Regions from separate parts of the Homo sapiens genome. Here region 2 is linked to region 1. Evidence: chromatin contacts called from ENCODE Hi-C or POLR2A ChIA-PET data. All regions are on one chromosome and are shown on one strand. Each heading gives the region's core, a stretch centred on a gene start or an enhancer-like site at or near the end of the contact. The rest is flanking DNA. Distances are from core to core; before and after follow the strand shown.

Region 1 (6,959 bases), core at 1,690-4,189:
AGACACGAAGCATGTGCTCTATGTGGGATGCCTTTCACTATAGCAAAGAAACATCTCCATACAATTCATTCATAAAGCAAGGGACAGAAATAGCTTCCATTCATGCATCTTTCAATAGGGAGATTCACACAGGATTCATTAAAGGAAACTTTTAATTGTGGTGTTTACTCCTGCAGAGTCAATGTAGCTCTTTCTCTCTAGTCAGCTCCTTCTTTCAAGGCAAGCCCTGCTAGAGAGGACAAGAACTAATAAGCAAATTCCATGAATTGTTCTAGTGCTTTATTTTTTTCCTAACTCTTGCTCTTATCACCCCAGACATACTTTATGTGGAACAAATTGGTTAAAACATAAAGTGAAAATTCACTTTCTCTTAGGCTCTGCACTGTGTCGTTATTGGGATATAAAAAGATCCATGTGGCTTAACTAAATCCAAAAAAAAAAAATCCATCTCACACTGTCTTATCTTCAGCTCTAAAGTTTAAGCTCCTTGCTGAGAAACGTGAAGCAAGATAACTGACATTAATTGAGTTCCTACTATACTCCAAGCACTCGGCAAAGAAATCTTCATCATTTATTCATTCAGGAAATACTTGGGTACCAGGCACTGTTCCAGGAACTGGGGAGACAGCAATGGAAAAATAATAACTCCTGTTATCATGGAGTTTTGTTGTTGTTGCTTGTTTGTTTTTAAGACAGGGTCACCCAGACTGGAGTGCAGTAGAGCAATCATGGATCACTGCAGCCTCAAACTCTTAGACTCAAATGATCCTCCCATCTCAGCCTCCCGAGTAGCTGGGACTACAGGCACAATCGCATGTCTCGCCTTTTTTTTTTTTTCATAGAGATGAGGTTTCTTTATGGTGTCCAGACTGGTCTCAAAACACCTGTCTTCAAATGATTCTCCCTCCTTGACCTCTCAAAGTGCTGGGATTACAGGTACAAGCCACTGTGCCCCGCCTTCATCAGAGTTTTCAGACAGACAGGAAGCAAATAGACATATCACGTAACGTCAGATAGGAATTATGGCTATAAAGAGAAAGAAAGTAGGTTAAAGAATTCGGAGTGATGGGAGATATTTCAGGCTGGAGGGCAGGAAAGAACTCTTGCGGAGATGCCTCTGGAGGAGAGACTTGATTAATGTGAGCAAAAGGCTTGTGATTATTGGAAGCAAAACTGTTCCAGCCAGAGGAAGCAGCCAGCACAAAGGTCCTGAGGCAGGAAGATGCTTGGGAGGCTGGAGATGCAGGGAGGAGGCCAGCACACTGGGAGCACACAGAGCAAGGCAGCAAAAACCAGACAGATGGACAGAGAGGCAGACAAAGGTCAGATCGTGTAGCAGCACAAAGAATTTCAAACTCTATTCCCAATTTCCTAACAACCCTTTGAAGGGTTTTGACTGAGGGCATGCGGCGATCTGACTTTCTTTATACATGGTTGTGTCTTATTTAGTCTTCAAAACTATCTTATGAGATAAGCAGCATTAACCTCACTTTACAGATGTAGGAAGTGGGAATGAGGGAGATTAAACATCTTGTCCCAGTTTATGCTGCTGGTAAATGGTAGATTTGTAATTCCAATTTAAAGTGGTGTGATTCCAAACCCCAGGCTCTTCACATCACCCCATGCCATCTGAGGACAGGAACTGTGTCTTGCATGACCCTGAAACATGATCAGAGTACCCAGCACGTGGCCACTGCCTGGTAAGTATTTTCTAAATGAATACGTAAGACTCAACTCAAACTCTGCCACATTCCTGCAATGCCTGGGCGTTTGGGTCATTGACATGGCAAATATAGAGAGTACAGGGATTTTTACAATCCAAAAGAGAATGGCAAAGAATTAAGATGTTTTGATCTGTGCTCTATTTTGGGCAATAATTACCCTTCCATGGAAAAACATAATTTTTTTTCAGTGATTCCATTTTTTACCCCACTTGATACATTATCTCTTCTACATAAAGAGTTCTGTGTGCACACACATGTCAACGCTGAAACAGACAATCATCTTGCCCTTTCTAATAGTCTAAGGGTCTGTTGGAAATGACATGCACTACAATTTAGCTGAGTGTTGAGTTTGCTCCTAAAGGCTATTCACATGCATATATCACGTCAAGAAGAGTAAACGTGAATGGATCCTATGCCTGTTCTCCTTCCTACACTCAAGTAACCCACCATGTAGCAGCTCCTTTTTTTCACCCTTTCCCAGGGGTAAACTGAAAGACAAAAGACCATTTTCAGGTGAGTACCTATTATATACCCCTCTACTGACTCACAGTTCCCCACTGAATACCCCGAGGCTACTCCCTCGCAGCCATTCATACAATAAAGATGACTAAAGAAAGGAATTTGCATGTGCCAGCCTCTCCTCCCTGCTGAATGCGCTGGTGAGCAGAGCCTCAAGCCTGCCCTAGCTCACAGGAGCCTCTCAGGTTCCTCGGGTGGAAGAGGCCAGGCACATTCTCACGCAAATATGAAATAGAAGAAAGGCACTGAAGGAAGCAAACTAGAGGTTCTAAGAGCTTTCCAGCCTGACCTCTTCTGGGGTGGAGGCACAGAGGCTTCTCTGATGACTGGTGACACAGGATGGGTGGACATTGAGGAGATGAAGAGGGGAAAGGAGCAGCATTCTAGGCTCGGAGCTTTCTCGGGGCTCTGAAAAGCACAGAATCAAAGGGTGCAGAAGGCTAGCGTGATGGGTCACAGGGTCAGGGAGGGGGCTGCGGGTGGGAGGCAGGGACTTTTAGGTTATGATCCTAACATCTCCTTTACGCCCCCAATACTCACAATACTGGGTGTTGACTCAGCCTCCATAGGAGATATCACAATGAGTGAGTGAAAACAGGCTCAGGAAATCCTCAGAGCTCCCAGGGTGTCTAGACACAGGGATTCTATAATCCTGTCAGGAAAGTGGGTGGGAGAGGGATTTGCAAAGAAAACCATTAACATCACTTCCCCAGGGCGAGGAACTCCATGTGAGGCTCTGGGGGAACCTGACTATGTGCAGTCGTTTACAGCCTGGGTCTCCTGGAGCCTATGAAATGAGAAGCAGTCATTAGCACAGCAAGCGGCCCTCATCCTTCCTTCTCAATAATAACACTGTCACCAGAGGATGGAAAATTACCCTGACGTCTCTGTATCTCCAAATTGCACTTCAGAGACAGACTGCGTAAGGCAAACAGACCCTGAGTGAAAACCTCCTGGCTAGACTTCCAAGCCAAGGCCTAATAAATAACCCTGAAATATACAAAGTGATGGCAGCTTTGCTCTGTGGCTCGTGGCTTCTGCCCTGGGAAGGACCATGAATTTCAGCGTCTGACAGATGGGGTCAGAAAGTGGAGTCTGCCTGGTGGGTTGAGGATCTGCAAATTAACCCCATGGTGGTGGTTTCAGAACAAGTGTGCCTGCTCACGCAAAGACTAACCTCTAAGAAAGGAGCAGGCCCGGAGGTGAGGCCCCCTGGGCGTGAAAGAATCAACCCCAGTCCACAAAGTCCGGAGATGAGACATCCTGCCTGGAGGAGGGAGCCCTGTGCATCGCAGGATCAAAGAAGCCAAACAGGATCTTTAGTGGTGACCGAAAATGCTCATGAGGAGAAAGGCTGCATGGCATTAAGTGAACCCCATTGAAAGGTACAAAATTTTCATAGTCTGTATTTTTCTTTCTCTGTCAAAAACACCACGATTTGCCAAAGCACTTTAGCAATCATTTGTAAATTGGTCCGCCAGGGTCTCCATGAGAATGTTAAATGACAACAAGAAGAAATCAATATCTCATCGCTGACGCGGGGCTGGGCATTCAAGTGAAATACAAGATTCAAAGTACTGATAGAAGGATGCAAAGATGTTGATCTCCTGGGAAGAAAAAAGTTAAAAAAAGGTGACAAATGCCAAGCTAGAGAGACTCATCTAAATAGCTAATGCAAATAAATCCAACATAGACAGCTATAGATGTTGAAGCTTTTTTTTAAATTAGATTTCTTCAGGGATTACTGATAAGCATCACATCAAAAAAGATGATCAAGAATAAATTGGTTCTCAAGCAATGCCTGCAAAAAAATTGTGATGTGAAAATAAACAAAATATTCCTAATGTGAATAATTTAAAAATATAAACAACTTTGGAAATAGGAAATTTACAGAGTTTACTACAAAATCTGTATCCTAGAAGAGGTATTGCATTTAGAGGTAGGAGGCTGCATATAGGAAACCAATAATTGTTAGCATTTATCAAGTATTAGTTATATGCCAGGTACATAACTAATAAGTGACTTTTTGTAAGTAGGTGGGATTTTTGTGAACACTCAGTGAGCTCTACGGAGTATGTACATTTATAACCCTTATTTTGTAGATGAGGAAATTATGGCACAGAGAGGTTAACTATCTTATCCAAGATCACACAGCAAATCAGATCTAGGATTCCTGTCTCAGTTCCAGAGTTGTTGCTATTTGACTCTACTTTTTACAGGTGTCTATCCATTTGGCTTAGGAGAAAGGGAGTTTAAGGAGGACTAGCTACAGGTTCTCACTAGAACAAGAAAGAAATAGCTTAAGAGCTTTATCCAAATAAACTTTTTTTTCTGGGAAGAGAGAAGGTAGGCATCATTTTGGGTGTGGCCATCACCAAGGCTGAGTTTTGTTTTTGTTTTTGTTTTTGTTTTTCCCTTGATGCCTTTTCAGAGGCTTTAAGGTTCTGGCTGGAACTTCAAAGAGAATCCTGGGTTTTCTCTAAATACAGTTATATTTAGCAAAATAAATAAATAAACATGAATTGGGGAACAAGAGTCAGAACAATCACTTTCACATGTTTATCTCAAGTTGCTATAGGAAAAGAAAATTTAGCAAAGTAGTCATTTGAAATATTTTAAAATAATTACACAGCAACAAGCCAGAAAGCCAAAACATTTTCTTCTTTTTCAAGATATTCTGACTCCTTTTGCATTTCTACCTCTTGGAATAACAAACCATCCTCTCTTTTTATTTCTTTTCTGTTTTGGAAAAGCTGCAAAAACACCTCTCAAACTCATGCAAATTATCAGTGTGTCCTGAAATATTTTCCTGAAACATTGCAAAGGCTGGTAATCAGATCTTTCAAGAATAAAACCGGGCTTTTTTTTTCTTTTTGGCTTCTGGTCTTAAACCACCAACATCTTCTTTTTCCTCCCAAATAAATATATGAATAGAATTCTCTTCCCAAACAACAAATGGATCATTTTCTTATTTTATTTTAGAAGGAAGATCTGGAGTCATTGTTGATGCAATTCAAGCCAACAGCTTCTACCAGTAAATGCCAATGGTCCTATTTTCTGTGCGTTTGATAGCCACGTTGCTTATTTATGGCTCTTTTATTATCCAGACCTGCTTGGCCGTGGATGAAGGCATTAAGTCAATTAATTGTGTTTGGATGCTGCAGGACTTGTGTTTTGTGAAGCAGCAGAGGATTGCAAGCTTGATTCTGAGGAAAGAGTCTCAGAGAGGGAGAAAGAGGATTAGATGGTTTTATGGGGAAAGCAGTGAAAGAGAGCCCACCGGCCAAGAGGCCCAGGTGTGAATTGAATGATGATGCAGAGAAGGCAAGGCAGCCAAAAGGAGCTGGCTCAGCTCAGTGGGATTCTTCCTCCCAGCCAGCAGATCAGGTCTCCCTCATGAGATCACAGCACACTCCCTCCTCCTCAGAGGTTTCTTTCTCTTTCTCTTCCCTTCTGTTTCCTTTACCATTAAGAAAGTCTTCTCCTTCACTCCTTCCCCTTTCTCTCACCTTCCCACCTCCTCTGTCTCTGTCTCCTTCTCTCCCATCTTCCTTTTATCTTGGATGCTTTACAGGACTCACTCCCTTTGGCTGGCAGGGAATTGATATGCAAGCTTTTGTTCTTTCAAGCTGTTTTTCTTTCCAAGAGACACAATACCTACCTTGTGTCATGTTCTCTTGTGTGTGACTAATGGTAACAGAACAGTTATAAGCTGTACATTTGTATTCTTAGAAAGCTTAAATTAGTAAGATTTTTAATATAACAATTGTATTAGCACAAATTGTTTGCTTCTAAAACATCACATGTGAAAGCAAATTAAATGGCTTAAATTATATATATCCATTGACTACTAAACCATTAGAAAGTAGAGACTAGTAATTCTTAGTTCCAAAGGCTGCACGAATTTTGTTGCCCGAAAGTTTCTAAGATGACTGTCTTTGGCTTCTAAGAACAAAAGGGCATCTGGGTGGGAGGAAATGGCAGATACCAAGACCAGTCATCTGCATCTGATTCCATTTCTAACATTCACTTTCTGTGCTGATTCTCTCTTGACATTTTGGATATAGCAATTAATATCAGTCATAAAATAAAAGGATTTAAAAACTATAGGTTTTCCCACAATTGAACTTTTACTGGGTGAATGAAGGAAGGAATGGATGGTAGAGGGATAGATGAATGGGTGATAGATGGCTGGCTGGATGGTGAACAGAGGGATGAATGGTGGGTGAATGAAGAAATGGATAAGATGAATGGTGGATAGATGGATGAATGGATGGTGGATGTGAATAGTCTCTTGGAGTCAAACCAAATCATCTGAGGAACATCAGCAACAAGTTTGCTCATTTCCAATTAAACGGGTGCCTGTTCTATGCAAGAGATCAAGGAAGTAGATGGATTTTTGTTTCTGTTTTTTGTTTTTTTAAATTTTTTTATTTCCATAGGTTATTGGGGAACAGGTGGTGTTTGGTTACATGAGTAAGTTGTTTAGTGGGGATTTGTGAGATTTTGGTGCACCTATCCCCCGAGCAGTATATACTGCACCTTATTTGTAGTCTTTTATCCCTCATCCCCTTCCCACCCTTTCTCCCTGAGTGCCCAAAGTCCATTGTGTCACTCTTATGCCTTTGCATCCTCATGGCTTATCTCCCACTTATTAGTGAGAACATATGATGTTTGGTTTTCCATTCCTGAGTTACTTCACTTAGAATAATAGTC
Region 2 (6,959 bases), core at 2,295-4,794, 130 kb before region 1:
AATAAAAGAGGATACAAACAAATGGAAGAACATTCCATGCTCATGGGTAGGAAGAATCAATATCGTGAAAATGGCCATACTGCCCAAGGTAATTTACAGATTCAATGCCATCCCCATCAAGCTACCAATGACTTTCTTCACAGAATTGGAAAAAACTACTTTAAAGTTTATATGGAACCAAAAAAGAGCCCGCATCGCCAAGTCGATCCTAAGCCAAAAGAACAAAGCTGGAGGCATCACACTACCTGACTTCAAACTATACTACAAGGCTACAGTAACCAAAACAGCATGGTACTGGTACCAAAACAGAGATATAGATCAATGGAACAGAACAGAGCCCTCAGAAATAATGCCACATACCTACAACTATCTGATCTTTGACAAAACTGAGAAAAACAAGCAATGGGGAAAGGATTCCCTATTTAATAAATGGTGCTGGGAAAACTGGCTAGCCATATTTAGAAAGCTGAAACTGGATCCCTTCCTTACACCTTATACAAAAATCAATTCAAGATGGATTAAAGATTTAAACGTTAGTCCTAAAACCATAAAAACCCTAGAAGAAAACCTAGGCATTACCATTCAGGACATAGGCATGGGCAAGGACTTCATGTCCAAAACACCAAAAGCAATGGCAACAAAAGACAAAATTGACAAATGGGATCTAATTAAACTAAAGAGCTTCTGCACAGCAAAAGAAACCGCCATCAGAGTGAACAGGCAACCTACAAAATGGGAGAAAATTTTTGCAACCTACTCATCTGACAAAGGGCTAATATCCAGAATCTACAATGAACTCAAACAAATTTACAAGAAAAAAACAAACAACCCCATCAAAAAGTGAGCGAAGGACATGAACAGACACTTCTCAAAAGAAGACATTTATGCAGACAAAAAACACATGAAAAAATGCTCATCATCACTGGCCATCAGAGAAATGCAAATCAAAACCACAATGAGATGCCATCTCACACCAGTTAGAATGGCAATCATTAAAAAGTCAGGAAACAACAGGTGCTGGAGAGGATGTGGAGAAATAGGAACACTTTTACACTGTTGGTGGGAGTGTAAACTAGTTCAACCATTGTGGAAGTCAGTGTGGCGATTCCTCAGGGATCTAGAACTAGAAATACCATTTGACCCAGCCATCTCATTACTGGGTATATACCCAAATGACTATAAATCATGCTGCTATAAAGACACATGCACACGTATGTTTATTGCGGCATTATTCACAATAGCAAAGACTTGGAACCAACCCAAATGTCCAACGATGATAGACTGGATTAAGAAAATGTGGCACATATACACCATGGAATACTATGCAGCCATAAAAAATGATGAGTTCATGTCCTTTGTAGGGACATGGATGAAATTGGAAATCATCATTCTCAGTAAACTATCGCAAGAACAAAAAACCAAACACTGCATATTCACACTCATAGGTGGGAATTGAACAATGAGATCACATGGACACAGGAAGGGGAATATCACACTCTGGGGACTGTGGTGAGGTGGGGGGAGGGGGGAGGGATAGCATTGGGAGATATACCTAATGCTAGATGACGAGTTAGTGGGTGCAGCACACCAGCATGGCACATGTATACATACGTAACTAACCTGCACAATGTGCACATGTACCCTAAAACTTAAAGTATAATGAAAAAAAAAAAAAAAAAAAGAAAATCGAGACACAAAGTTGACTTATCCAAGGTAACTGATGTGGTTTGGATCTGTGTCCCCACCCAAATCTCATGTCAAATTGTAATCCCTAGTGTTGGAGGTTGGCCCTGATGGGAGGTGATTGGCTTATGGGGGTGGAGTTCTCATGAATAGGTTAGCACCATCCCCTCACTGCTGTTCTCAAGATAGTGAAAGAGTGAGTTATCACGACATCTGGTTGTTTTAAAAGTGTGTGTCACCCTCCCCCGGCCCCTTGCTCCTGCTCCACCATATAAGACACCTGGCTCCCCGTTGCCTGCCGCCATGATTGTAAGTTTCCTGAGGGCTCCCCAGAAGAAGATGCTGCCGTGCTTCCTGCACAACCTATGGAACTGTATGCCAACTTAGAAAGAAACCTCACTTCTTTGTAAATCACCCAGTCTCAGGTATGTCTTTATAGCCATGTGAGAATGGACTCATACAGTGACACAGCCAGTTAGTGGCAAAGCCAGAATTCCAATCCAGGGAGTCAGGTTCCTGGGCTTATGCTCTTAACTGCAATGCTGTATTAGTCATGTGAGAACAATGTTAGCATAAACATCAGTATGAACACCTGAACCCTTTCAACAATGACAGGTGGCCTTGCTGGTCTTATGGCTTCCGATGCATTCTGGCCTATATGGTCATCTTAACACTTTGAAAATGAACTTTCTGATTCTTCCATCCCAGGCAGAGCTGCCAGAATTACTGGCAAGGGTCAAGTTATTGAGCTCTCTCTTCTCAGACTGGGGAAAGTATTCGGGTATCCCCAACAACCATTCCTCCTCTTCGGAGACAAGATGGCACGGAGCGTGGGCTGCTGCTGTGGAGATGCGTGTTGCTATGACGGCGGCTCATGCCTCCTTCCTACCCTCTCCAAGGTGCTGACACAGGCAGTGGTTTCTATGGTAACAGGGCGAGTGGAGGGTCCATAAAGAAAGGACTCATGTGTTCTGACATGAGGGGAATTGAAATGAATCCTGGGCATTTGGAGGGCTACCCTGACATATGTCAAAGAGAAATGGTCTCATTACTGCAGGAATAGTCCCAGCAAGTAGACTGTTTGAGACAACAGAGTTTCTTAACTTATTCTCCCCCAAAAGTTTGCCTTTTGTCTTTTTTTTTTTTTGAAACAGGGCCTTGCTCTGTCACCCAAGTTGGAGTGCATTGGCGTGATCTTGGCTCACTGCAGCCTCGACCTCCTAGGCTCAGGTGATCCTTTCGCCTCAGCCTCCCAAGTAGCTGGGACTACAGGAGTACACCACCATGCCCAGCTAGTTATTTTCATATTTTTAGTAGAGATGGGGTTTCACCATGTTGCCCAAGCTGGTCTTGAATTCCTGGGCTCAAGCAATCTACTTGCCTTGGCCTCCCAAAGTGCTGGGATTACAGGCATGACCCACCACGCCCAGCCTGTCTTTTTTTTTTTTTTTATAAGGACAATTTAAGATTTCAAAAATTAAGATAAAGAGGCGGAAAACCATAGTGAGACTGAATTCTCAGGGGTGCGTAAGTCAATTACTATGCAGCCAATAGACCCACAAATAACTTTTGAATATGGCTCCAGGCATCTCAGAGAAGTTTCAAAGAATAAAGGTACTTATGTTCTGTCCTCTTTGAAGCTGCTCAATGCCCAGCCTCGGAAAACTCTTCCCGTTGACTGACAGCCTCTGCCCTGCAGGCTGTGGTGCCCCTTCAGAGCCCACGCCTTTCCTGCTGCCAGAAAGGCAGGGCAGATCCCCCCCCCCACCTCCCTGGGGCCATGGCTGGCTGCACCCTGGGATCCTGGCCCACATATCAACGCTTACTCACTTTGCCCTTTGCATGCTTTAAAAGTAACAGGAGGTGTGGGAGGAAAGCCAAGTTTGTGTCAACCCAGCATTCTAAGTGCAGGCTCAGCGGGGGAGACCATTTGGCGGTGGCAACTGTTTTGCATCTCCTCCTGGGTCGGCATGCAGGATAAGACATGGCACCAGCTAGCTAATGCTTATTTGAGTGCTTACTATGTGCTAGACACATTTCTAAGCAATTGACATCAATGGGCTCATTTAGTTTCCCAGACAACCTGATGAGATAGTGCTGTCCCCATTTTACAGATGAGGAAACAGAGAGTTTGAGTAACTTACTCAAAGCCTTACATTTAGGAAATAGAAGAGCTAGGATTCAAACCACACATCAAGGCCCTGGATTTGGGCAGTGGCCACGGGAAGAAATCAAACTAGTATACTCAAAGAAACCTGGGCAGAGAGTGAGCTTGCCACCGGAAGAGGTGGAAACTGTATTAAGACGCTTTCAGTGACAGAAATCCAGCTCAGGCATTCTTGAGGAACAACAGGAATGTGGGGATCCATAATTCGGAGATGCCCAAGGATATGTCCAGCCTCAAGCGCTGCTGAATCCAGGCCCTCAACCCCGCCCCCTGCCCCCCAAGCTAAGCCCAGCCTAGGTTCCTCCTATTGTTGCATTCTCACACTCTCCCCACGCAGTAGGAGCTTCAGAATGACATCCTACTTAGCTTAGCCACAGGAGAAAAAGAGGACCTATCTTCCATCATTCTAGCCAAGTCTTGGAGTTGATGATGTTGGCATGATTGGTCCAGTTTGGGTCCCATGTCAACTCCCAAGCCAACCACTTAGTTGATCCTGTATCTCATGGGCAAAACCTGGGTAATGTGCCCAGCTTTGGAGTAATGGTGGAAGGAAGCAAAGCATTGGTAAGCGGGGCTCCCAGATGGAAATCTGCTGTGAGCAGAGGAGGAAGAAATGGATCCTGGGTAGGCAAAATAAAGCAGCTCTCCTTAACCCTTGCTCTCCAGAATATACAGAGAAATGGTGAAGACCAGACAGTCATTAGCCAAATCCTGCACCTATCCCTTCTGCCCACTCAGAGGCCCGAGCCGTACAAGTCATAGAGATGAGCCAATCTCTCCTCTCTCCAAGGAGGGAGCAGCCAGCCAGTGGGAGCCCTGCATAGCTGGTCTCTGGCACGCACTTCCCCACCTTTGCACTTCACAGGACACCCTCCTCTTTTGATGCCTGCTCTCTTCCCCACCTCCACTGGCACTGCCTCATTACTTTTGCTTTCTGTGTCTCTCATCCACCTCTTTTCACATGCACCTCACTCAGGCTCTTTCATCAGAGATGCTTAAAATCTTTCATCTTTCTTTTTCTGCCCATCCTTCTCCTGGCGTTTTCCCACCGTCATTAAAAATCAAAGTCCTGATTTCTCGATTGCCTTCTGAGGGTTTTTTGTGGCCCCAGTCCAGGTACATAGGAGCCCAGTAGCTTTTCTTGATGGGTCTCTGAGCATTTTCAGGCATGTGCTTTAGGGAACTGAGATTCAGGGAGATTAAGCATGTCTCTTTTGTGGTTTTATTGCTGAGGAAGCACAGCAGCTGCGTGATCTGTAATACCAAGTTTGTCTCTCTCCGCTCATCCAACCAACACTTCCTCCAGGCTCGGGACAAGCCATCCCTCAGTGTGAATTTACTTCATCCCTCATTGATCCTTTGTTTCTTTGAACTTCCAGACAATTTTATAGTTACTTTGGCTCCTGGGACCTGTCTCCTGCTGTGGCTCCTAGGGTCCTAAAGTAATGGAAATTAAGGTACATTTATTTGGTTGGCAGAATCTTTGGAGATCTTATTGTCTACCGTTCCTCCACTGCAGGGTGATTAGAGTGTTCAGAAATAAAGCCGGCTCTGAAAGGCCACATGATAGGAGGGACTACTGGAGATTGAACATTCGTGCCTCACTCCTAAATTCATATGTTGGTGCAGAAACCCCAGGGTAATGGTGTTTGGAGGCAGGGCCTTTGGGAGGTTATTAGGTAATGATAAGTCCATGAGGGTGGTGCCCTCATGATGACATAAGTTTATCTTATAAGAAAAGAAGACACAAGAGCTCTCCCTTCACAAGTACACAGCAAGAAGGCTGCCATCTACAAGCCAGGAAGCAGGCCCTTGCCAAGCATGGGATGTGTCAGAACCTTGATCTTGGACTTCCCAGCCTCCAGAACTATAAGAAATAAATTCCTGTCCTTCCAGCCACTCTGTCTATTCTATTCTATTTTGTTATGGAAGCTTGGTATGGTTTGGCTCTGTGTCCTCACCCAAACATCATGTTGAATTTTAATCCCCACCTGTTGGAGAAGTGGCCTGATGGGAGGTGATTGAGTTATGGAGGAGGATTTCCCCCTTGCTGTTCTCCTGATAGAGTTCTCATGAGAACTGGTTGTTGGATAAGTGTACAGTGCATCCCCCTTCTCTCTCTCCCTCTCTCCTACCAGCATGTAAGACATGCCTTGCTTCTCCTTTGCCTTCTGCCATGATTGGAAGTTTCCTGAGACCTCCCCAGCCATGCAGAACTGTGAGTCAATTAAATCTCTTTTACTTATAAGTTACCCAGTTGCAGGTAGTTCTTTATAGCAAAGTGAAAACGAACGAATACAAAGCCCCAACAGACTAAGACACATACATTATCAGCAAGAGCCAATTTTCTTCCTTTGTGCAGAGAGCTCAGGCTGTGACCAAACTTCCAAATCTGAAATTCTTGATTTCATGTACCAGCTAAGGGAGAAGCAAATTCTTCACCTTTCGCATATGAGCTAGTCATTAGCACTGCTCACTAAAATTTTCCATTCTCCTGGTACGATGTAGGATTGTACTTCACTCCCCCCTTGCAGTTAGGGGTACACAGGTAGCACTCGTCAGCCAAGGGAATGTCTATGATCTCTTCTAGATGGAAGTTGTAAGAGCTGACACCAGCTGATGTGTGTGGCTGATCATGTTTTCTCTTTCTTTTATTAACTCTGCCACAAGATCCAGCTGCTCCATCAGCCTGGGTTCTGGGGTGAGGACACCTGAAGCAAAGCCCACCCCCACACACACCTCACCTCTGCTCTTCCAAGAGCCATGAATGCAATGCAACCCCCCCTCATTATAAACCACTGAGATTTGGAGTTGCTGTTATTGTATCATAACCCAGCATGTCCAGACCAATGGTCAAATCCTTTTAACAAGCAGGCCCTAAGTGGATTGAGGCCTGGAGGAACATTTGTTCAATGGAGACTTCTCAACTCTATCAGCCTAGAAGATTCTCTTCTCCTCTACCCACCAACTCTTCATATGGCTCAGTCTTTATCTTTTAGGTCTCTGCTCAGAAATCACCTTTTCCAGGGGACTTCCCTGATCAGAATGTGTTAAGAAGCTCCTCCTAATCACTTTATGCCTTCATCAGGTATAAATTTTAGGAATCTGG

The links. Hi-C counts contacts between places; a loop is a spot of excess contacts on that map. ChIA-PET counts read pairs that join two places held with the same protein, here RNA polymerase II (POLR2A). Pooled maps may share reads with other maps.
Region 2: a map of PC-9 shows a loop between it and region 1 (5-fold over the local background). The contact joins the enhancer-like site here to the promoter of LINC02192 in region 1. A Hi-C loop is called at or near these places in 1 of 168 maps with a recorded cell type or tissue (PC-9) and 1 of 50 pooled maps. POLR2A ChIA-PET finds 5 or more read pairs at or near these places in 1 of 52 experiments (activated CD8-positive, alpha-beta memory T cell).

The regions. Positions count from the first base shown.
Region 1 is chr16:47,883,110-47,890,068 of GRCh38, reverse strand. It overlaps LINC02192 (long intergenic non-protein coding RNA 2192), which reads left to right and starts at 2,939. Exons shown (of 2, transcript NR_110649.1): 1 at 2,939-3,628. The region is part of intron 4 of LINC02133 (long intergenic non-protein coding RNA 2133); the gene reads right to left. RefSeq lists enhancers at 827-1,640, 1,641-2,455, 1,996-3,195.
Region 2 is chr16:48,010,181-48,017,139 of GRCh38, reverse strand. No RefSeq gene overlaps it. Among named protein-coding and RNA genes, the nearest start is that of LINC02134, 48 kb to the right of the region's middle. RefSeq lists an enhancer at 3,455-3,956. Within about 2 kb of position 3,544, at least 2 of the 41 ENCODE cell types and tissues checked have a DNase peak (open chromatin) inside an H3K27ac peak, as active enhancers do; they include PC-9, where a contact is called at or near this core.